2 separate regions of the Homo sapiens genome follow, and region 2 is linked to region 1. A link is a loop called in an ENCODE intact Hi-C map of the cell type or tissue named here. Cell type or tissue: Calu3. All regions are shown on one strand. Links, peaks and the distances in the headings refer to the core of each region. The heading gives the core; the rest is flanking DNA.

Region 1 (13,105 bases), core at 5,953-9,952:
TGTCTGAGATGAGGGTTGTATGAACAGCATGGTTTGATTCTGGCAAGGGCTGTCTTCCAGGTTCCAGATTGTTGACTTCTGGTTGTATGCACTTGATGAAAAGAGAATGTGCTGACTTTCTGGCCTCTTCTTACAAGGGTATGAATTCCACTCTTATTACATAATTACCTCCCAAAGATCCTACCTTCAAATACCATCACATTGGGGATTAAATGCCAATTTATGAGTTTTGGAGGGATACAGACATTCAGTCTACAACAGTTATTATTTAATATCTTTGCATAAAAGCAAAGTGATTATCTTTTCATGAAAGAATATACAATGTAGATTAGGAGAATGACATGGAGCACTAGAATTTCTCGTGTAAGCTGTTATTGAACTCTCATTTAATTCCATAGTAAAATAGAACATCACTAGCCCATTGCAAAAATCCTGACATTAGTAACTCAAAAATACATTATGATTATGTTTCCTTGCTCCTTCTCCATTGCCAATATTATTTGCTACCTGAACTATCTGAAATAACCTGTCAACTGGTCTTTTTAATTCTTCTCCTCCTGATGACCATTCATTTACCATCTAACAGCCCCAAGTGTGAACTTTTAAAAGTAGAATCAAATCTTGTTGTTTCTTCTAAGCACACTCTGCTGCTTTCAAACTGCTCTTTACGTGGCCTGCAAACCCTCACATGATCTGGTAAGTTTCTCTACCACAATCCCAGCCCTTCTGCCTCCAGAGCTTTGTGTTGTGTTTCTTTGGTCTTTGCCTTTTCCTTGCTCTTCCCACTGCCATCTCCTTCTCATTCTCTATATTTCAAATACTGTACAAGTTGCATACATTCGATTTGGTCTGCTTGTAACCCAGGGCAAAACCAAGACCCTGAGTTTTATGATCAGCCCAGGAAGTTCCTATTACCAATACTCAGATGTCCATCAACAGCTGCCTAACCTGAATAGAGCTGGTGTTTGCTCTCTTGGAAAGGCTGAGAAAAAAGAGAAAAATTAAAGAAGCTCTTCTGTCTTAGGTTCTTTCTGTCAACAGCCTAGTCAAATATTTCCTTTGTAAATGCAGATTTTCATGCAAACTGGTAGAGTGCTAAATATGAGAAGACATTGACATTTGGAGGAATGCCTGAATAAAATGAATTGTTTACACACAGTGTGACTGTACGCTTAATTTTTTATTATAGCTAAGTATGTATCTAGACTGCTTTCAGACCGGTGACCCATAATATAGTTCCTTGGGTACAGCAGGTTCTCAATAAAGTATCTTGAATGGAACATGTAAACACCAGAAGCACAGGATTTCTACGTAGATAACTATATTTCAATTTTGTGGTACCTAGCCTGTCACAAGTTGTGAGTACAATTTATTTACATATCCTGTTTTAAAAGTTGAGTACTCATGAATATTTGAGGAATGCTGGCTTGGTGGAAAGTGAAGTGATAGACACGGAGAGTTTATTACTCCCTGCTTCACTCATTCTTTCCTGTTTTTAAATTAATGTTCTTACCTACAAAAATGGGGAGGGTGAGAAAAAAGTCCCAAAGAGAGGAAAACAAGGAAATTTCCAGTAAATCCGTTGCTCCTTTTCCTATATTCTTATTTCTTTGTCATTTTTAAAAGAGAACAAATAGGAAGATAATTTGTTCCCTATCTTGTATACCATTGATATGGTTTGGCTCTGTGTCCCCACCCAAATCTCATGTTGAAGTGTGATTCTGAGTGTTGAAGTTGAAGCCTGGTGGGAGGTGATTGGATTATGGGGGTGGTTTCTAATGGTTTAGCAGCATCTCCCTACTGCTGCTTCATGATAAAGTTCTCATGAGATCTGGTTGTTTAAAAGTGTGTAGCATTTTCCCCTTTGCTCTCTCTCTCTCTCCTACTCTGCCATGGTAAGATGTGCCCGCTTTTCCCTTCACCTTCTGCCATGATTGTAAGTTTCCTGAGGCCTCCCAGCCATGCTTCCTGTATAGCCTGTGGAATTGTGTGTCAATTAAACCTCTTTTCTTCATAAATTACCCAGGCTCAGGTAGTTCTTTATAGCATTGTGAAAACAGACTAATAGAATCATAGTGAGCAAAATATTAAGTAAATTATGTAATATTAATGCTGTGTTGATTATCTATACAAAGGATTGGCAAACTTCCTGTACGGGCCAAATAGTTAAAATTTTAGTCTTTGTAGAGTATATGGTTGTTGTTGCATCTTCTTCTCTGTCTCCACTTCCTTTTTTTTTCTTTTTTAAATAATGCTTTAATATGTAAAAACATTAGCTCATGGCTGGGCAGTGATCAGATTTGTCCTGCAGGTGACCCTTGATCTATACAATGATCCAACTCAATTTACAGAAGTCAAAATCAGAAAGAAGCTGTCATCTGAAATTTTTATAAACATAGTGCAAAATATTAAACTAAATTTATGAGAAACTTTATTATTTTAATTATATACAAGGAAAAATTAGAACATGCATTTGCACATGAACAGAAAAAATAAAACCAGAAATATACAGCAATTCAGATATAGAAGCATTTCCTATTTTCTTGTGCCTTCTCAGTGAATGTTATAGAAACTGCATTTTTAAATTTATGGTTAGAATTTCTCAATTTCCAGTTAGATTACAGGTGAGAGAAAAATATAAATGTTCCACATTATGATGGGAAACAAGGATGGGTTGTCCCCCACAGTATCTGGGGAGTGTGATTAATGGATTAACTTTCTGCTAGTCTGGGTACCATCAGGCTGTGCATACAGACAGCAAAGCACTAGTATTCACAAGGGTGTTGCCAATGGCATGATGATAGATCTGATCTCTAAAATAAAATAAAAAGTATTTGCTGCTGGGCATGGTGGTTCACACCTGTAATGCCAGTACTTTGGAAGGCCAAGGCAGGTGGATCACTTGGGCCCAGGAGTTCAAGACCAGTCTGGGCAGCATGGTGAAACCCCATCTCTACAAAAAAATACAAAAATTAGCCAGGTGTTGTGGTGTGTGCCTGTAATCCCAGCTACTTGGGAGGCTGAGGTGGGAGGATCACCTGAGCCTAGGAGGTCAAGACTGCAGTGAGCCATGATGGCACCACTGCACTCCAGCCTGAGTGACAGAGTGAGACCTTGTCTCAAAAAAAAAAAATAGTATTTGCTGATTTTTTCTGGTGTAAATACTCAAAATGTGGTCCATTTCAAGCTGTCAGTGGTTTAATAATCAGATAGCAAAATTCTTGAATATGTAATAATCAGCTGTAGGAGCTTGTTCTGAGATAATGCTGGCTTTCTGTCATCCACTTAAGAGAGAGTTTTCCAGATCTCAGATTACTTTCTTTGAAAGCTATTTATTATGATGTCAGATTGATTCATGTTCAGTATTTTTAAAGAAACAATAGGTAAAACTCTGAGCATCGTTACATTATAAAAAAATAGTATTCTGTTTCAATGGTAGACTACAACCCATTGGCTGAATCTGGCACATAGCCTGTTTTTGTACAGTCTATCAGCTAAGAGTATTTTTCACATTTTTAAAGGTTTGTAAAAGAAAGAAAAAGAGGAGGAAGGAGAATATTAAACAGCAACCATATGTGGCCAGCAAAGCCTAAACTATCTGGCCCCTTACAAAAAAATGTGTGTGATCCAGTTCTGCTTTATCATCACCAGAATTTAAAAATAAGATATATTTTAGTCTTCTATAAAAGGCATAGAGTATTAAGTAGAAATCCAAAGACAATATTATTTTCTGAAAACAAGAGGTAAGAGAGGTAGAAACATGAGTGTAATTAACAGTGATGGATGCTCATTTCTTCACTGTAGTAACCTCTTTACTATCTCTATGTATCCCATAACATCATGTGGCACACCTTAAATATACACAGTAGAATTTATTTTTAAGAAAGACATGTTAACAAAAATAGAGCAATATAAATACTCAAGTTAGATTGTGTGTTTTTTGCTTAAAGATACTTGGCATTTTAATCCCTAAGAATACAAATTTCAAATTCTTGCCAGTCTTTGGAATGGCAAAGGCATGGAGCAACTGCAAGTCTAATTCACAGTTGTTTCTTATCACATTAGCATACCCTTAGTATGTGACTCAACAAGTCTACTCCTAGCTACTTCACCAAGAGAAATGAAAACATATGAACACAAAATGACTTGTGTAAGAATTTTAACACAGCGTCATTTATGACAGCCCCAAACTGGAAACAACTCATATGTATGTGAGTATGGCAGTAAGGAAACAAATTGTGGTATATTTAATGGAATACTACTCAGCGGTAAAAAGGCCCACTTGCTATTACATGCAACAGTATAGATGAATTTCAAAAGCTTACAGTGAGCGAAGAAGCCAGATTGAAAAGATCGTACACTGTTTAATTCAATTTTCTGTAAGAAGACCGAATAGTAAGTATTTTCAGCTTTTCAGGCCATATTGTCTTTGTTTCAACCGCTTAACTCTGTCACTGCAGCTCAAAAACAGCCACAATCAATATATAAGGAAGGAGTGTGACTGTAACAATCAAACCTTATTTGTGAACACGGAGATTTTAATTTCATAAGCATTTTATCTATCATAAAATATTCTTCTTGAAAAATCATTTAAACATGTAAAAAATATTTTTATCTTTAGACCTTTACTAAAAAAACTTGTGGGTCATAATTTGCAAATGCTGTGTTGTAGATGACACTGTACTAACGTAAATGTCATAAAGCAGATAAATAGTTGCCTGACGCAAAGGACGGGGTGGGGTTGATTGCAAAGAGGCACAAGGGTAATCTTGGGGGGTGATAGAAATGTTTGCTATCTTGATTGTAGTGGTGGTTATATATGAGTATATATTTGTTGCAACTCACCAACTGTACATTTAAAATGGGACGTTTTGTTACACGTAAATTATTCCTCAATAAAATAATAAAGTTAATTTTTCACAAAAAAAGAAAAAGAATAAACTGCAAGTAGAAGTAGATGTATTTATTTCACTCTTATTCTCCCCCAAAACTTTCACTAGCTTGAATGCTATTTTACAAGACAGCAAGCCTATCTTAGGAGGTAACAGAGTTTCCTCTGTTTTGGTTTTTTTTTTTTTTTTTTTTTTTTTTTTTGCAACAGTTAGGAATGGGGAGACTTGAAGGAAAAGAAAAGAATTAACTGATTATTGAGCTCTTAACTAGTTAGTTGAATCTATGGTATCACGGTCCTATACCAGTATCATGGTTACTATACCAGTAAGATACACCACGTTTAGAATCTTTTAAAAATTAATTTGATTCAGAGCTGCTGATTTCATTATCATTAAGATATACTGTACAATCATGGAAATGTGCTGAAAAATAAAGGAAGCAAAAACAATTTTAAACATTATATTGACATAAATGATAAAGCTACATAATAATGTCAACAATCAAGCTTAATATCAATTTAATGCTAGTATTATACTACATGCTTTACCTGTGTTATCTAAATCCTCAAAACATCCTTCTGAGGTTTGATCTCTTTATTGTCTTCCTTTTTTCATGGGAAAAGTGAGACTTGTTGAGGTTAACCAGCATGCTTAGACTTGCACAGATGGAAGCCAGGCTGTCTAACCCTAGAACCTTAGCTTGATAAGACCGAGAAAAGATTTTCTTTCCCAGAAGTCTTTATTAGAATAACAACAAAAACAACAACAACAAAAGACTAGGTATCCTGGCTTTAAATCCTCTGGGGATTTTGAAGGATGAGAATATAAGGGTCTTAATTTTCTAAGTCCCATTCCTTAGTATTGCTTTACTTAGTATTTACTTTGCTTTATAGTGTCTTAATTTTCTAAGTCCCATACCTTAGTATTGCTTTACTTAGTATTTACTTTGCTTATAAGTGTGCAAAAAAAGTTTGTGGAATGAAAGAATTATTTAGGAATTGTTCCCAGAGTGTTTTGGCCTTAATTCCTTATGTAAATGTTTTCTCACCATTTAAAATTCTTTTTTATTAAGATGGAATTCACACAACATAAAATTAATCATTTTAAAGTGTACAATTGAGTGGCATTTAGTACATTCGCAACATTTTGCAACCATCACCTCTATCTAGTTCTCTTTCCCTAATTTTTAAAATAAGTATAAACTTTAGGGTCTATACATTATTTTTGTGTCTTCAAACCCAGGACAAAAATATATATTCAGCTAGAAATGTTTTTGATCACAACTGCTGTCTTGTCTTTAGCAGTGTAAACCACTTCAGATGTTCGAGGCTTCTTGGTCTGGGTACCACCAACATACTCTCCTAGCTGTTGAATGAAGAACACATTGGCAAGTCAAGACAATCTTTTCAAGATCAGGCATTTGCTGGTTATGCAACCTGCATTGCTGATATTGGTCCAGTTGCTTTTACACTCCTGGAGTATGTCATTCCTTTTTGATCACTCACAGTATTTGCTGTCTTGATGGGAAATGAGCAAGAGTGTTACACTCAACCAAAGTATGTCTGGGACTAGGTTACAATTCTTAGAGTTCTCTTCACTGTCCTTAAATAGAGATAGGGAAACCGTGATTTGAAAGTTGTTGCATGCTTTCAGATGGTTTGGAAGTCGGAAATTGTAGACACCTGGGCTGTTATATTACTCATGGGCTTGTTTTATGACCAGGATTGATGCCAGATGAATGTTGCTTGGGCAGGCTGCGGTGCTCACTCCCAGGTGAGAGTTTATAATGCCCTTCTGATAAGGAGAGAGCCACGGGGCAAATTACTGCTGGGCTCTGAAAGTTCACCAGAGATGGCGATCAACAGCAGACATCTGTTTACTTCCTTAACTTTGTGTATGAAATTCCCAGATGTGTATGCATCAAAAATGAGGGAAAAAATGAGTTACATCTTCTTTTATCAGTTGTCTATGTCATTCTACTTCTTCATAATTGTTTTTTTAACTAGAGTAAGATGTATCTGTTTGTATTAAACTGCTTTCTCATGATATTTTGGGGAACCTACTGAGTGGGAAAGGAAAAGAAGAAAAATAAGAAAAAAAAAAGAAGCAATCTTTTGGATAATCAATCATCAATCAGTCTTCCTCCCAGACCATGCACCTGTTCCTTTCAAGTTCATTGCAGAAGTGAATGAGAAAGGATTTTATTATATTGTGACCTTCTGTCTAAATTTTCCTTTATGAAGCAGTTGCAGCAGATAGTGAGGCTCCAGGAACTGCAACTGCAAGCACTATAAATACAGTTAAACAGACACATCTGGGAACAATGGTTATTTTTATGATAGAATAAAATTTCTATGTTTAAATAACACCCCATGAAAACTAATTAATCTTTAAAGTGTTAAAAATGTCCAGAAAATTATATTGCCTTGTTGCAATACATAAGAAGAGGGCATTCAAATCTGATGTCTGCTAAACTCTGTGATGACTTTTTATTTTTCTGGTGTCACTGTTCAGGCTTTGAAAACCAGATATACAATTCAAACAAACTACATAAGCAGGTGAATGCTCCAATTTCATTTTTATAGTGTGACTCAGCAGCTGTACTCCATCTAAGGCAGGTTGGACATAATAATAATTCACTCTAATTACTCCTTTCTGATAATGGGTACTCTTGGCATAATCCCCGAAAGAAAGCTTTGAAGTTGGCTCAAGTTACCAGCAGGAATCATGATAACACATTTTTATGATTCTTAGAAGTTTTTGTCCCCAGAGATCTCCAGATAGTTCTCTTTCAATGATTCATATACTTAGTGTTGCCTTATGACATATTTCCTGGAAAACTTTTAATCTCAGATGTTTTCCCTATTTGCCTAGCGTTTTCTCCTGCTACCCAGAGAGCCTCATTCTATGAAATGACACCATAGTGAATATAATACATGAACTGCACATACAGAAAAATATCACAAACTATGATGGAAATGACTTTTTCATATGACACCATTTTTGGAATATCCATGTGACTTTCTGAGTTTATAGAAATGATCAAGAAACGTATATACATCAATGGAGAAAAGATCTTTTATGGGCCTGCTATTTTTGCCTGCTGCTTCAACTACAAGTCTAAATAAAAGGAAATCAGAGAAATGTTTCTCAAAAAAGAAAAATACTGAAGATCAAAATAGTTGTAAGATGGTACAATGTTCTCCATAGACTTGACCTTAAGCATTCTGGTAGAGTGGTCATTTATTTTCTCAAGGATTTGATTTTCATGTCATACCGCTCTTCAGCAAATGCCACCCAATGTCATTTCTGTTAAAGTCCTAAATATATGCATTCTAAACCACAGCTCAAATAATATTTAATTGTTATTCTCTTGTGTTGTAATTCTATGCCAGTGAGGGGGTGGAAGAGTGGTAACTTATCACCAAGTATAGCATTTCATAAAATCTTTGAGCAGACAGAAATAACTTCCTTCAAAAGTATACAGGGATACTTTGATGTAGAACATATTTGTTCTTGCCCTCTGGAAGTCACTCATCACAGGAAAGACAGTTAATGACTTTCCCCAGATACGCATTTCTTCCTGTTTCTGTCATTCTTTAAATACTTGTCTTTTGCCACTAGCTTTTAGTCATTCATTACTGTGTAGATTTGAATAGCTGCAAATTCCAGAGGGAGTAAAATTGAATAATATCTAAACTCATATGGCCAAACATACAGACAGGGCTTACAAAGTACCTCAGTACCCAGGGTCCTATTTGCTTAAATTGTTTAGGCACCACTTGGGAAGGAACTCACCCAAGAAAAGAGTCCACAGACACAGCATATGGATAGGGGTGGTGTAGGCAGAGTTTGTGGATGGGTATGTATTTTGGTATTGGGAGAAGATAAGAAATTATCAACTGGGGCATAAGTTAAATATGTATAAGTTACATAAACTGCACCCATTTTGAGCATATACTTTGAGAAATTTTGAAAATATAACTCTGTGTAATCACCTCCACAACCTAAATATAGAACATTTATCAGCCCCAAAATTGTGCCCCTTTGTAGTCAATTTCAATTCTTCAACCTCTGACCACAGGCAACCACTGATTAGATTTGAATTTTTTGCAGTTTCATGTAATTATAATCTTAGAGTTTATACTCTCTTGTGTAAAGCCAGTGTTGTTGTGATTCATCCATGTTGTTGCATAAAAGTAGTATATTCTTTTCATTGCTTATCGTAATTTCATTTCATGGATATGCCACATTTATTTATCCAGTCACCTGTGGATGGACATTTGGGTTTTCTCTCATTTGGGCTATGGCAAATAAAGGTGCTATGAACATTCACAAACATTCATGTACTACTCTTTTTGTAGATATGTGTTTGCATTTATTTTGGTCAAATATCTAGGAGTACCATGGCTGATGGTCAGTGTATGATTATCTTGTTAGAGTAACTGACAAGCTGTTTTCCTGACTAGTTGTAATATTTCACATTCTTACCAGCAGTGTGGAACAATTGTCCTACATACTTGCTGACTCTTGGGACAGAGAAGCTTTTTAATTTTAGCCATTATAGTGGGGTTATAATGATATCTATTTGTAGTCCTAATTTGCATTACCTTGATGAATAAAGATGCTGAGTTTATTTTAATGTCCTTATGGTTATTTATACATCTTCTTTTGTGAAGTGTTGGAACAAAACATTTTTATGTAGGGTTATTTGATCTATTACTGATTTTTCAAGTGTTCTTCATATTCTAGAAATAATTCCTATACCAGATATATTTATTGCGAATATTTTCTTCCAGTCTGTTTGCTATTTCATTCTCTTATCAGTATCTTCCTTCCAAAGGGCGAATGTTTTCTCTCTTTTTATGATGAAGTCTAAGTTGCCCATTTCTCTTTTATTAGTTGTATTCTTTGTGACTTACCTAAGAAATCTTAACCTATTCCAAGTTTGTAAAGATTTCTCTTGTTTTCTTTTGAAAGTTTTATATTTTCTTTTGGAAGTTTACATCTATGTTGCATTTCAAGTTAATATTTTATATAGTGGAAGGGAAGAGTCAAGGCTCACTGTTCTGTATGTATAAATACTTATCCCCATATCATTGTGCAAAAGACTATCCATTTCTCTGTTGGATTGTCTTGGTAGCTTTGTCAAAGTTAACATATATACATAGCCACATATATGTGTGGGTATATTTCTGACTCCCTGATATGGTTTGGCACTGTGTCCCCACCCAAATCTCATCTCAAATTTTAATTCCCCTAATCCCCATGTGTCAAGGGTGGGACCTAATGGGAGGTGATTGGATTATGGGGGTAGTTTTCCCCATGCTGTTCTCGTGACATTGAGTGAGTTCTCACAAGAGCTGATGGTTTTATAAGGGGCTCTTCCCCCTTCATTCATTTGCTCTCTTTTGCCTGCCGCCATGTAAAATGTGCCTCCTCCCTTTCCACCATGATTGTAAGTTCTCTGAGGCCTCCCCTGCCATGTGGAACTGTGAGTCAATTCACCTCTTTCCTTTATAAATTACCCAGTCTCAGATATGTCTTTATAGCAGTGTGAGAACTGACTAATACACTTGCCATTCTGTTCCACTAATATATATTTCTATTTTTATGATAACAGCACACTTAAGAATAAGTAATAAAATCAGATATTATTCTCTTTGTAATTTTTTTTCCCTGCTATTGTAGGTTATTTGCATATCCATATATATTTTCAACTTAGCTTGTCAATTTTTAAAAAAATGTAGACTTGGTTATATTTAAAATATAGGCTGTTAACTTGGTTGGGATTGCATTAATTTTATAAGTAAAATTATAGAAATCTTAACAATATTGAGTCTTTTAATCCATGAACATGTTATAACTCTCCATTTTATTTAGGCATCAGCATTGTTTTGTAGTTTATGCAATGTTCTGCAGTTTTTAGTGTACAGCTCATGCTCACGTGTTGTTAAATTTATACTTAAACATTTAATTGCAATTGTAATAGTATTTTTAAAATTTTAATTTCTAATGCTTCATTGGTGGCATATAAAAAACAATTTATATTTGCATACATTTGACAAACTTACTTAGTGCCTTTTTTGTTATTTTGTAGGTTGTTTGGAATTTTTAGATAGGTAATCATATCATCTTGCAAATAAGGAAGTCTAACTTTTTTTGTTCCAATATGTATGCCTTTTACTTATTATTATTTTGTTATTGAATTGACAAGGATCTGTAGCACAATGTTGAATAGAAATGAAAACAGTAGATACTATTGTCTTGTTCCTAGTCTCAGAAGGAAATCATCACTTCTTTTACTGTTAAATGTAATGTTAGTATTATGTTAGCTTGTTTTTTCATCAAAACCCCTACGTGACTAGGGAAAATTCCTTCTATTCCTAATTTCTGAAAACATAAATAATGAATAGCTATCAAACTTTGTCAACTTAATTTCCTGCATTTTTGATGATCGTATGGTGTTTCTTTTTTATTCTGTAAATATGATGAATTTGATCTTTTGAATGTTACAGCAAACTTACTTTTCTGTAATAAATCTAAATATTCCTTAAATATTTTACAGAATTGTGTTTCAGTTCTATTGCTGCATAACCAACCACTTTAAAATTGATGAGTTTCAAACAACCTTTTTTTAGTGCACATAGAGTCTGAGTCAGGCATTCAGACAGACCACAGCAGAGATGGCTTATCTTTGCTCTTCTACTTTGTGTGCCTCAGGTCGCTAGATTCAAAGGCTAAAGTCACTTGATATCTGAGGACCAGACTCAACTCACATGTCTGGTGGTTGATGCTGGCTCTCAACCAAAAGATATATGGGTAGCTTTCCCATATCTTCTCATTGTTATATATTGGAATCACCTTTTATAACTAGAGTTGGAAGTTAAGCAGTGTAATTCTACTACATTCTATTAATTAAAAGCAAGTCCTACAATCACTCAGATACAAAAAAAAAAGAATCATATTACGTTTCTTTATGGAGTGTGACAAGGCTTCAAAAGAGCATGTGTGATAAAAGATATTAATGCAACTATATTTGGAAAATACTATTGGCCAAAACCAATAAAGCCATCTGGGACTGGAATTTTCTTTCTAAGAAGATTTTTACTTACAAATTCAGTATCTTTCATTGGCATTAATCATTCAAATTTTCTATCTCTTCATCAGTCAGTTTTCTTAATTTATGATTTTCAAGGTATTTTTTAGTTTTATCTAAGTGGTCAAATTTATTATGAAGTTGTTTGAAATATTCCCTTATTATTTTAGTCTCTGTGGCATCTCTAGTGATGTCCCCACTTTTATTCCTGATGTTGGTAATTTGATAATTTGTTTATTCTCTCTGTTACTCTCTGTCTGTCTCTCTTTCTCCCCATCTCCCACCCTTTTTTTCTCCTTTTCCCTTCTCCTCTTTCTCTCTAGAGCTTTAAGTCTACCAGTTTACTGCTCTGTAACAAGAATAAAATTTTGGTTTTATTTATTTTTTCTATTATTTGTTCATTTTCTATTTCATTGACTTGCACATTTTTCATTAGTATTTTTTCATTTCTATGTATGTGACATTTAATGTGTTCTCTTTAATCTAGGTTATTTTTCATAGTGGAGGGTTAGATCATTGATTTTAGATCTTTTCTAATATAAAATTTTAATGCTATGAATTGTTCTCTAAGCCCTTTTAGCTCTATTCCACAAATTTTGATGTGTATTTTAAAATTTCTTCTCAGTGAAGCATATTTTATAACTTTGGTTTTGATTTATTATTTTATTCATATGTTATTCGAAAAGGTGCTGCTTAATTTTCTCTTAAGTTTTGGAATGTAATTATCGTTTCCTTAATAGCTGTTCAAAGTCCTGCTAATGCCATTTTTTCATCTTCTCTATATGAGTCATTTTCTATTAACTGATTTTTGTCTTGATTATGGACAACATTATCTTCCTGGTCATTATGACTGTTTTTTGTTTGTTTGTTTGCTTTTGCCCTGATGTTTGTTGTATGTCTTTAAAGGATGTTAATGTTGAGTAGTTAGTCGAGCCTGTTCCATTTGAAGCTTGTTTTTAAGCTTTGTCATGATGGGTTTAGAGTACTCTTTACTCTAAGGCAAAGTCTGAGTCACTACTAAGGTGTGACTTTCCTGGGATCACCATCTAATGTCCAGGTATTCCATGAGGACTCTGCATTTTGGTGAATAGTAACTAGGGCATTTTCCAGCCCT
Region 2 (13,105 bases), core at 5,506-9,505, 51 kb before region 1:
AACCACTGTGCTTTTCTCACATTTTTATGAAGAGTTTTTCTCTTTGTTCTATTTTTTATTGCACATTTACTCATAAGTCTCTAAGTTCCCAAGCGATGAAATAACAGATTTGTAACTAACTAAAAAAATGTGTTCTATCACATCCCACCAGAAAGCTCAGTATCATTCTTTCTGGTTAGCAGGCCGTAGTGGACAGATAAGCCAGAGAACATTAGAAAAATATGGCCGTAACCTACTATATACTTTTCCAAGTCTACACTAGACCATGTGACATAAAGATAAATATTGCAACATCATGGAAAAAGTGCATGGATAGATTCAAGTATAAGGTAAGATGATTGCATTGTAGAGAAAGTCATTCTTTTGGGTTAGTTTGGTCAACAAAAGTTTTTACAGAGGATGACAAACCTGAACTGCTTTTGAAAGATTATTAAATGTGTTAGGTGAATGAAAAAGTTAAGGAGGAAATTTGCAGGTGTAAAGAAGTGAGACTATAAGGATGTGACATTCCATGGTAAAAGTTGGGAATTGAAAGTATTCTGCAATAGCCGAAACTCAGGGCACATGGTAAAGAGTTATTTAAGTTAGATTATTATATGATTTGGCTGTTTCCCCATCCAAATCTCATCTTGAATTGTAGCTCTCATAATTCCCACGTGTCATGGGAGGGACCTAGTGGGAGGCAATTGAATCATGGGGGTGGGTTTTTCCCATGCTATTCTCTTGTTAGTGAATAAGTCTCGTGAGATCTGATGGTTTTATAAAGGACAGTTCCCCTGCACACACTCTCTTGCCTGCCCCCATGTAAGATGTGCCTTTGCTCCTCCTTTGCGTTCTTCCATGATTGTGAGGCCTCCCTAGCCATGTGCAACTGTGAGTCCATTAAACCTCTTTTTCTTTATAAATTACCCAGTCTCCCGTATTTCTTCATAGCAGTATGAAAATGGACTAATACATATGAACATGTGTATGTGGAATTATAATAGAATAAAGAGAGACCATGAAGAACATTAGTCATCATATCAATGCAGTTTGACAATATCCTGTAGATATTAAAGGAGCCACCAAAGGGTTTTCTCTAGAGCCTTAATATAATAATATTCTGGTGAAATAAGAACAGTGTGAAGACCAAGGCATAGAACCACAAGCTCCACATATTTCAATCATCTAAGAATGAGATGATTAGTCTCTGGGTTAGGGAAGTAACCTGGCAATGGGGAAGAACAAAGTGGCATAAGATAAAAATGGAAGTTAAAATCAAGAGTTTTGAGGCAGATGGAGTATGAGATTTGGAGGGATTAATTCTCTTTTCTGGTTTCCATTCCTACAACCTTCTGATAGTTTGTTGTCAGAACAATCATCTTGTTTCCACACCCTTTTTTGGATGAAGCTCACACTTTTTGGAATGTCCTTATGTTATTATCTTGACATGTTAAAATGCCAAATGGATTTCAAAGGCTTGTCCAGTGACATTGCTTCTATGACATTTACCTGAAACTTTTGGAATTGCTCTCTCCCTTCGACATACTAGAGATATTCCTTGTATTTTTTTTTTTTTTTTTGAGATGGTGTCTTGCTTTGTCACCAGGCTGGAGTGCAGTGGCACCATCTTGGCTCACTGCAACCTCTGCCTCTTGGGTTCAAGCGATTCTCCTGCCTCAGTCTCCCAAGTAGCTGGGACTACAGGTGTGTGCCACCACGCCCAGCTAAATTTTTTATTTTTAGTAGAGATACGGGGTTTCACCATGTTAGCCAGGACGGTCTTGATCTCTTGACCTTGTGATCTCCTGCCTTGGCCTCCCAAAGTGCTGGGATTACAGGCATGAGCCACCACACCCGGCCTATTCCTTGTATCTTTATGGTAACGTTTATCACATTCTATTTTGTTTTACAGGTGTTTCCCGCCCCTGCAAAGAATATGTTCTGCTACTGTCTATTCTGGCTAAACTATGCCAGAAAGCTAGGATGAAATGAGACCTTACCTTTATTTGAGTCTTTCACATCCTTGAGTAGAATAAATTGTCACAGAAAATACTCAGGGATTTTATTAATTGAATGAATGCCCTCATGATAGAATTTACCAACTAGAAAGTTTTAATCAAACAATATAAAATGTCTGGTTAAAGATAGAAACATAACTTGCTATATAAAGTAAGATGCACATACTACAACTGTTTATTAGCTTTAATTACAGAGACTTCAATAGTCACATTAAAAATAACTATAATGAAAAGAAAGAATAACTTCCTCAAAAAATTTATTTTTATTTATTTTACTATTTTACCTGTTTTCTAACATTTGAGATCCCAAAATAAGTACAAGGAAGCAGAGGAAAGAGAAGCTACTTGGCCTATGCTCAAATGTCAAGTTGTCTCAAATGCAAATGAGCATGAACAGAGCCCCTCCTGGCCCCATGGGAAGGGGGTGGCAGCCTTTGCACCTCCTACACCATCACGCAACCCAGTATGTACCCCCAGACCCAAAGCATAACAGAAATGGTGCCAGCCTTAATAGAAATTGTACTGTGAGTCAGTCAGTATGAAAAAGAAAATAGAATTTTCTTTACGGGTTGCACTCTGGACCCTGAAGCACTTTGTATAATGAAAAGAAAACTGAAAAACAAGCAAAAAACCCCAGAAAACTGAAAAAACGATAGCAAAAGATTACTTAATAAATGGTATTGGGAATAAATACTGGGTAGCTTCCAGGGTGAAAATTGGATCACACCAGGCCTCTTAGCCAAAAAGACACCCAAAAATCAAAATTTGAATGTAAATAGATATGTATCAGCATAGAAAATAAAACATGGAATCATTTTATATCAATTATTTTTGAGTGGGAAGTCTTTCCTAATATATAAATTTCATAAAATTTAAAATATAAAAAGGTCAACAATTTGATTACATAAAAATTATAAAAACTTCTTATAAAAATACCATAAATAAAGTCCAATGTCAAGTCGAAAATTGGGAAAATATGTTTGTAAAGCATGTCAGAGATAAAGGCTTAATTTCTGTAATACATTCATACTTCCTGTGAATATATAAAATCTATAAGAAATGTGAAATCAGTAAGAAAATATATTTGCATTTTCTTTTATGTGCATTATCTTTTAATATCCTTTGCCCATTTTCCTGGGCTATTTTTCTAATTATTATTGTACAGCTATGTCTGATATGAGGTTTGGTACATCACTTACAATAGCAAAGTATTGAAAATAATTAAAATATCTATAAATGGGACTGGCTAAATAAATTATGACACATTCATATAGTAAAATAAGTAAAATAAGACTGTAAGAAAATAATTGGGCAAACTAATTTTTATTGATGTCCATGATATATTGTTAAGTGAAAAAAAGTTGCAGAAATGTGTGTATGTTTGTGTGTGTGTGTTTATAGTATGTGCTACATTTGTGTAGAAAAATATCTAGTCACATTTGCATCCAAATGCTTATCTCTGAAAAAGCACAGAGTAAAATGGTAACGACTGTTGCTATTGGGCAAAGAAACTGTTGCCACAGGGACTTTTCAGGAAGAAGAGAATTGGGTGAGACCACCCATAATCAAACACCTTAGCAATGTTGCAACTATACATATGAATATGCACCTTAAGTGAAATAGACTAGACCATCAATAACTTTCTATCCATTTAGGTCAGATTTTACCAACAAAGTTTGTCGAAAAGTTACAACATATCCTATTATTTCAGGAATAAAATTTGATTTTGGAATGAAATTGGATTTTTAGAATATATAAGAGAATCTAGAGTGAACTAGAAAGCTGTAATAATTTGGTTTTAATTGAATAGCAAAATATTAACCATATTCAGTAGTCAGAATATGGTTGAATAAGTCAAGGATGAATTCCAGAGAAAGTGATGATTGAGGCCATTTTGACTCTAAATAACATGCTGCTTATTACAGTAGCTACATGTTGTCCACTAAAATGAATGATAACATGGCTTGGTGATGAAAAAAAGCAATATGAAAGCAAAAAGATTGTCCCAGTGGCTTGTTAGAAAAGGTGGCTTATCCAATAATAAACCCAACCAAGGGATAATTTCAAAAGTTTAATTAGATTTATTTTTTATTACTCTGAATAGAGATTTTTTTCAAAGTCATACGGTTTATCAAGGCCTGATTCTTGGAACCAGTGAAAGAACACAATTGAAGAGGAAGAAATGAGAGAAAGGAACCAATTCTTTCATTTCACAAATATATATTGAGTGTTTATTCTTTCCAGCCACTGATCTGTGTTCCAGGATTAAAAACACACAGAGACCTTGCCTTCATAAAGCTTACAAAAATAACGAATACAGAAGGTAATTTCAGGTACTCTAAGTGCTGTAGTAAAACAGTGCAGCAAGGTAATTGGGAATGATGGTGGGAATGGTGGCTACCTCCACAGGATGATTAAAGGCTCTCTGAGAAGAGCCCAGGCTTGATGTATTGAGAGAACCAGTTATGTGAAGATCTAGGAAGAATGTTCCAGGCAGAATGCACAGTAAGTTCAAAAGATCTGACGCAAAGAATGGCCATAATCAAAAAATCAAAAAAATAATAGATGTTGGTGAGGATGTGGTAAACAGGGAACACTTCTACACTGCTGGTGAGAATGTAAACTAGTACAGCCAGTATGGAAAACAGTGTGGAGATTCCTTAAAGAACCAGAAGTAGAACTACCATTTGATCCAGTAATCCCACTACTAGGTATCTACCCAGAGGAAAAGAAGTAATTATAGGAAAAAGATACTTGCACACGCATGTTTATAGCAGCATAATTCACAATTGCAAAAGTATAGAACCAGCCCAAATGCCCATCAATCAATAAGCAGATACAGAAATTGTGTTCTCTTCAATTCTATCCTGCCTTACTCTGAAGCAGGCATGACTGTCTTCTGGTTCCTCGAACTTACTAGTGTGTTTATTCTGGCATCAGATCTTTTTTTTTCCCCCGTAGGTCTCCAATTCCATCCAGGTTGCTACGAATGTCATTTCATGCCTTTTTATGGCTGAACAGTATTCCATGGTATATATATATATATATATATATATATATATATATATATATAACATATATCATATTATATTTTATATAATATTATATATTATACAATTGCAGTATATAATATATATTATATATCATATATCATATATCTATTATATAAATATATTAAATATGTATTATATAGTTTAATATATAATTTATGTATATATTAAAAACATATTTTAATATGTATGTAAAATATATTTAAAATTATATATAAAATATATTTAAAATTATATGTATAATATATATAAATATATATTATATAATATAATATATAAATATATTAAATATATTTTATATAGAATAAGTTATATATTCTATAGTATATTATATATATATATATATATATATATATAATATATACCATGGAATACTATTCAGCCATAAAAAGGCATGAAATGATATTCATAGCAACCTGGGTGGAATTGGAGACCAGTATTCTGAGTGAAGTAACTCAGGAATGAAAAACCAAACATCGTATGTTCTCACTCATAAGTGGGAGCTAAGCTATGAGGATTCAAAGGCATAAAAATAATACAATGGACTTTGGGGACACCGGGGAAAGGGTGGGAAGAAAGTGAGGGATAAAAGACTACAAATTGGGTACAATGTGTACTGTTCGGGTGATGGGTTCACCAAAATCTCACAAATCACCACGAAAGAATGTGCTCGTGTGACCAAACACCACCTGTTCCTCAAAAACCTATGGAAATTAAAAAAAAAGAAAAGATCTGATGCAAGAATAAACCACTGGTAAGTTCGAGGAACAGGAAGACAGCCATGCCTGCTTCAGAGTCAGGCAGGATAGAATTGAAGAGAAATGAGGTTGATCATATATGGCCTTTGAGGTCAGGGGAGGGAATTTGGATTTTGTTTTAAATAGTATGGAAGCTTTTGAAGGGTCTTGAACAAGGGAGTGACTTGATCTGGTTCTTGTTCTTAAAATGTAATTTTGGCTCTTTGTAGGAAAAGAATTGTAGGTAAGAGTGAAGGCAAAATATAAGTTGGAGTCTTGTGGTAACACAAGTAAGAAAATCTTGAGAATTCTAGTGCTGGATGTGATTAGCTGAGTTGGGCTGTATTTTGAAGTTTGGAAAATATGTTTCATTAATGGACTTGATATGAGATAAGAAATAAGAGAGGAATCAAGGGTAATATGCAGACTTGTTACTTGATTAAATTGAGTGGACTGTGATCTGCACTACTAATAGGAATGACTGGGAAAAGGGCAGATGCAGAGGGGAAAAAAGCATAAGTTTTGGTCAGGTTAAAGTAGGAAGCTTCCTGGATGCCTCTCACACATTCACGTATTGGTGTTAATTGTACAGAGGGCAGACAACTCAGACCTGGGAATGCTAATACAGAAGTCATAAGCATACATAGGGAATTTAAGCCACAGGATTGTATAAAATCACCTAGTGAGGAAATACATAGAGAAAATAACAGTGGACAAAATTTATGTTGAGAAAGAGGAGGGAGGTAAAGAAGAACATTGATGAAATAGAAAATCAGGTGTCATAGAAGTCAAAGGAAAGACCACTCAACGGTACCAAACCTGTCAGAAGTTGAGTAAAATGGGACAGAAAGTTGGCCACTAGATTTGGCAACACGAGTCTTATTCTTGACCCCAGTAAGAGCTATTTTAGTAGAGTGATATTGATAATAGTTAATCGCAGTTGATTGAGGAAAGTGAAAAAGGTGATGGGGAAGAGACAACACAAATATACAACAAGTTAATGAGTTTACGTCTGAAAGGGAGCAGAGAAATAGGGCAGAGGCTTGAGAAAAGACACCTAATATTATGACATCCTAAGTCCACTGTGAAAATGTCTTGCAAGTTATAGAATAATTAGAAAATTATATATTTTTAATATGACTTCTTATAGGATGTCTGTGTAGGTGTGTGTTCATTCATGAATACGGATACTTCAGTTCATATATCCTAGGAAGAATAAGAAAGTGCCTTTGAAATTCACTCTGATGGGATGACTTTGAGGGGATGTGGCCTGAAGTTCCTATGCCCTTTGAGACTGCTGCTCTAGGTTTGGGATGTCTAGCCCGTCTACATGCCCCATCTGTTTTCTGGGACTTAGAAAACCAATGGTGAACATAGCTGTTCCTTTGTATATTTTGACTTCTTTCCTGACCCCAATTATTTCTTTTCTTTTTGAGACAGAGTCTTGCTCTGTCACCCCGGCTGGAGTGCAGTGGCATGATCTTGGCTCACTGCAACCTCCCGTCTCCTGGGATCAAGTGATTCTTGTGCCTCAGCCTCCTGAAGAGCTGGAATTACAGGCGTGCAGTCACCATGCCTGGTTAATTTTTGCATTTTTAGTAGAGACAGGGTTTCACCATGTTGGCCAGGCTGGTCTCGAACTCCTGGCCTCATGTGATCCACCTGCCTCAGCCTCCCAAAGTGCTGGGATTACAAGCATGAGCCACCACTTTCACCTTCCTGACCCCAATTATAAAACAAGAGTGTTATTTTTGATTTTTGTTCCAGTTAAAATAGCTCAGTCTTGGGTAAAAATAATTTGGGTGAAGTGGTGGGAATGAACCCTGGGAGAAAACCAACTCAAGTGCATAGGTAAAACTTTTGAATGGTGGTCATAAAGACACACAGCAGAGTTTAGAAAAAAGATTTTTCACAAGAATGCTCAGACCCTATGAATAGGTATGAGAAGTTCAAAAGCAGGGATGTAGATGAAGAACTCTACAAAATGTGTGACTTCTTGGTTACATTTTCCTTATAATATATTTATAAAATAGCAGGGGAAAATTGTCACTAAGTTGTGATTTCTATTTATTGCAACCATTTATTAAAGTTGATCATGTCTCATGTGATTTGTGTCACTGCAGCAGTAGGATAGGGAAGAAGGCTCTGGGGCAGTGAACAGGGTCATAGTCTTCTCTTGCTTCCTTTTCCACTGATGCTCAGATCAAGTGAGAATAGTCAACGGAAAGGCCAGTGGTGAGGAATAAATTTGTTAGTGTGGGGAAGAAAAGTGTGAAAAGGAACATGCTTTGTTGAGGAGCACATACTATGAGAATGACAGAAGACTACTTCTGAGATGAGCTATCCCTTTTTCCCCAAATAGAATAAAGAGAAAGTGGCAATTTCCAAGTGAAATGAAAACTGACATTGAGATTAATTATCAAGACCTCTTATCAGATCAGTGATTAGCATGAGTTAATCAGCAGCAAGGCCTGATGACCTTTGTTCTCTTTGGGGGCATGTTGACTTAGATTTGGGTTCTGGCTCATCAAACATTTACCATTTACCAGAACAATGGCCATATATGTTCAAAGTTCATAGTGTTGCCTGCGCTCGAATTGAACATGCAAGTAGATGAGCTTTATCCTACTTCCCATTCACAATTGCCAGGGTTTACTTCTAAAGATCTTCCACTTCAGGAAGGGCAGCAGAAAACGTACACTGGGTTCTTCACAGGCAACACTGGAGCACAGATTGCACTGTCTTCCTTTTCTTGGTTAAACAAGACCTCTGTTGACACTTGAATTAAGCATGATTTTCTCCAGTTGAAAATGTGAGATTCAGACAATTTAGCAGTAGACTGGTGCTGTGTTTGCCTAGTACCCTGTGACGTGTTCACTATGAAAGGCCAGCACACAGCACCTGAAATTCATAAGAACTCCAGAAGTGAGCTTGGTTGGACTTCTCATTTGTGGGATTGTCTGACCACTAAATGGTTGATGAGAGGCCTTAGTGGATGAGAGTATTGATACACTGAAATACACAAAATGCACATTTCCTTTTTTTTCAATATAAAATACCAATATACGGTCAGTGTATTTAAGAGGCTGGTAATATGAGTCTTTGTTAGTGTTTCTCTGTGTTTTATTTCCCTTTGCTTTCCTGAAACAACTAACTCTAATGAAACCTGACATCTTAGTGCTACAATATGTTGACCCTCCTTCTTATTGTGCATTGAAAATGTGTTAAATCATCTGTCTTAAAGTGTTTAGGGTGTCCTAGGTTTCTCAAAGGTGATCATGGCCCCAAGATTATTTGTTTTCTTATTGAAACATAGAGCAACCAGATATGAATGAAGGTGAGCACGATTGGACTCGATACCCAATAGCCAATTTTTGTAATAGACATTGTGATGCATGTCCCAGATCTTGTCTTCACAACATTCAGAACTAATTTGTTTCCCAGCTGGAGTTGACTGCTGATGGATCATGATTGAATTCCCTCTGAGGATGGCTCTCTGAAGAAGATAACTGCCTTGCCCAAGGTCATACCCCAAGGGGAGCCTGCATCCAAGAAAACATCAGTAGGGAAGAATAAAGACGTAGCCATCTTGGCAGAGCTGGGGACAATTCTGAAGGGCCTTCCTGTCCCACAGCTCTCTTTGAGATCAGCTGATGCCTTTGTTGCAATGCTTGCTGTTCAGCATTTTCTTCTGTTCCTGCTCCTCTCATTCCTTCAAAGATATCCCAGGAGCTCTCCAATAAACTTAGTGCATGCACATCTCCACCTTGGAGTCTGGTTCCTGAACAACAGAAGCCAAGTCAATGTTAAAATAGTTAGAAGATGATCAGGCTGTTTCTGAAGCCGTCTGTCAGAAGTATGGAATATAATTCTAAATGAGAAGGACAACTTTAACAGACCATGGTACAAGTTTCTCCAGCTTCCTATTGTAACGACAGCTAGATGGACAACTTTCTATAAACATCTCTTAAAGACCATGAAAGTTGGAAAGAAGGTGAGAGGAACTAAGATGCTATCAGGATTTCGTGAACTTGCTGAGATCCAAGTTCTATCGTTTGGCAGCAACATTTGCTTTGGATAGTTGATTGCAGCAGGACGGTGACCCAGGGCAATGTTTCTCAGACAAGGGACACTCGCTAAAAATTCGGAATCCCAGACCCTCCTTAGGGGTCAGAATCTGCAGGGCAGGGTCTGGTGATCTGTACTTAGCAGTCATTCCAGGACGTTCTTATAAATAGGGAAGACTGGGAAAATTAAACTATGACAAAAAGTCCATCCAATGCAGCTATTGAGAGAAACTATTTTTATAGAAATGAAAACAACAACAAAATCTCTGCATAGAGCCATCTTTTGTTATGAGCTGCCTTAGTCACAGTCTCGGAGGCCCAAACAACTACTTCTCCCATGTTGGTTACCAAGAAAACCACACTAATGAAAACAGTCAACAAATTAGATGTTCAGTCTTTCAAAGCACCATTTGTTCATGATGGAAATTAAAGCACCCTGGTGATAGAGCAATAGAATCCCTTTGGATTCTGGAAAGGCAGATTACTTTGTGCCTTCCCTTTGTGTCCAGGATTTGGGATAGATAATGATAAAGTAACTCGAGTCTTGGAATCTGAAGATAGGCATGGCAAGGTCATCTTCTCAGTGTTTCCTGAGGATCCTGTATTTCTTCCAGATGACCGGTGTTCTTTCTTACTTTGTTCCCTGTATTACAAAAGGCATAGTCAAATACTGGTTGATGTACTACACACATAGCCACATGCTAAGCTAATTCAGTGCTACAGAACATTATGGTATTTTTATTTGCAACCTATCAGGATAAATTATTTAGATGTTATTTCAATAGTGTTAGGTCAGAAATATCTTTTCTCCTATTCCTTTAAACTATAACAATTTTTTTAATATAACAAGTTGCTTTTCGTTAAAAGCATGAAAATAGTCATTCATGTAATTCCTGTTGGGTTTGCTAGGAAGTTAGCAATTTTAGACTCAATAATTAGATTTAGCTACTCCACGTTTCATGAGAATATTGGGACTATCAGCATTTCACCACTTTTAAATAGTGATAACCAAGAAGTCGGCAGAAAATAAGCTTTATTACATCTATGGTAATGAGGCTTGCTGTTCAGAGTCTCTAATAATTCCTTTGGGTATCCCAAGGAGTCAGAGCCAACGAAGGCAAAAGTATGTCTTTTTGACAGTCTAAAGACTTTGCAGATATTGATTTCCTATCCTTTTGACACTCGTATGGGGTTGATGTTTCCTTCATAAATGTACTTGGTTTCCCTCAGGGTCACTCAGTGGGTTTCTCTGACAAATTTACAGTTCTGGATAGATTTGTGATCACATGATAAAGTCTTTGACAAGTTTCTTTCCCCCCCTCACCCATGACTTGAAACCATTCTTTGCTAATTAAAAAGTTTCAGTCCGCTTACAAAGGCTTTATGACCAATTAAGGAAATCTCTACTGAAAAACATTTCAGAAGGTATGCTACTTAGTTTGCACAGGAAAAACGTACACCGCTCACGTTGTTGCTCAGAACTTCAGATATATATAATGGACAATTTCACTAAGTATTTGAATATTTGGGCCACTTCAAATAAACGTGTTTTTCCCCTTTGTAAGAGGATGTCTTTATCTTTTATTTATTTTTATTATTTATTTATTTTGTAGAGAAAGGTTCTCACCCTGTCGCCCAGGCTAGAGAGGAGTGGCACCATCATAGCTCACTGCAGCCTCAACCCCAGGGGCTCAAGCGATCCTCTCACCTCAGCCTCCTAAGTAACTGGAACTACAGACATGCGCCCACCACACCCAGTTAATTTTTAAATGTTTTGTAGAGATAGGATCTTAGTATTTTGCCCAGGTTGGTCTCAGACTCCTGGGCTCAAGCTATTCTCTCATCTTGGCCTCTCAAAGTATTGGGATAATAGGCAAGAGCCACCCCGACTGGTTTGTTTTTATACCTGGGTAAAAATACTTGTTTCACTATAGACTACAGCAACACACAGACATACCTAAATACAGACATACATAAAACCAATGCACATATATCAGCATGAACAATCAGATGGCTGAATCAAATTTTGCAGTGTATTTCAACCAATACTTACTATCAGCAGATCTTTGGCAGTGGAAAAGAGGGAGACATCATGTGACATGATGCCTTCAACATTTCATAACTTCTGCTTGAGAAACCAATACTTAGTATTTTAGTTTTAGGGATTCTAACATGGCATCACAATAACTGGTTGAAATGCAACGTTTATTTCCATTTTGCACTACCAAAACCAAGCAACAACAACAACTAAAACAAAATGTTTAGGTTATTTCCCCCTTTTGGATGAATTTTAATGACCTTGTGACTTTATTAAAAGTAGCAGAGATGAGGAAGGTAAAGTTGAAAGAAGTTCCAACTTCTGGAATTTGATTTGGTGACCAATGGGACAGAGTGGAACAAAACTTTCATGACGGCAAGACCTTATTTGTGCTAAATGGTGGGAATACAATAATACACAAAACAATATAAGCATTTAATATTTATTCAATAAAGAACTAATGGAAAATTTAAAAATGAGTTAGATTGGTTTATCTGAAGTTCCTAGATTGGGATTTTGAATGGGTCATGATTTTCCAAATCTATGCTGTCTAATATGGTAGCCGCTAGCCATATGTGGCTACTGAATTTAAACTAATTTGAATTAAAGTTTATTTATTAACCAGGCACATTTCAAATGTTCAATAGTCACAGTCACTAGTGACTATCCTACTGGATAGTATAGAGATAGAACATTTGCACTATTGCAGAATATTCTGTTGGACAGCGCTACTCTAAACAGATATGAAAATATTAAATAGAAGAGCAGGAATGGGAACAGCTGCCCTCTATTACAGTTTCACATTTCCAACTGCTTTCATACACGTCGTACTGACTCTGCAGACTTTACATATTTTAAATCCAAACTCAACCAAAATCTCCTCCAAATCCCTAATTTTATAATTAGCACTACCATTCTACCAGAAACCAAGGCTCAAAACATACGTGCAGTCTTTGTTTATTTTTGTAAAGTTAGATTAAAACCCTGTAGATACTTTCCCTACACTATCTGTTAGATGGATTCTTTCTTTCCCACTTCTGCTGTTTGAATGACTTGCATACTTTGGAACATACTTGATATTTGTAATAAGAGATGACCTTTTGACATAAGAGCAAGTACTCTGATTCCAGTGGGGAAAAAGATATGCAAAAAAGACAAATTTGTAATCAACCCATCCTTGTTTGATTTAGCTTGTAAATAATACTTTACATAG

Evidence for each region. Peaks named below come from ENCODE experiments on the same cell type or tissue, not always from the same donor. Only the 100,000 strongest peaks of a DNase experiment are listed, where the experiment ranks them.
Region 2: it touches region 1 in a loop (2.2-fold over the local background); 3 of 110 quality-filtered maps call a loop at or near these places.

Annotation. Positions count from the first base shown.
Region 1 is chr17:71,627,017-71,640,121 of GRCh38, reverse strand. No RefSeq gene overlaps it. Among named protein-coding and RNA genes, the nearest start is that of ROCR, 390 kb to the left of the region's middle. In Calu3, for the core only: no CTCF peak of the experiment used is centred there; DNase peaks (open chromatin) are centred at 6,641 and 7,551.
Region 2 is chr17:71,677,168-71,690,272 of GRCh38, reverse strand. No RefSeq gene overlaps it. Among named protein-coding and RNA genes, the nearest start is that of ROCR, 340 kb to the left of the region's middle. In Calu3, for the core only: no CTCF peak of the experiment used is centred there; no DNase peak of the experiment used is centred there.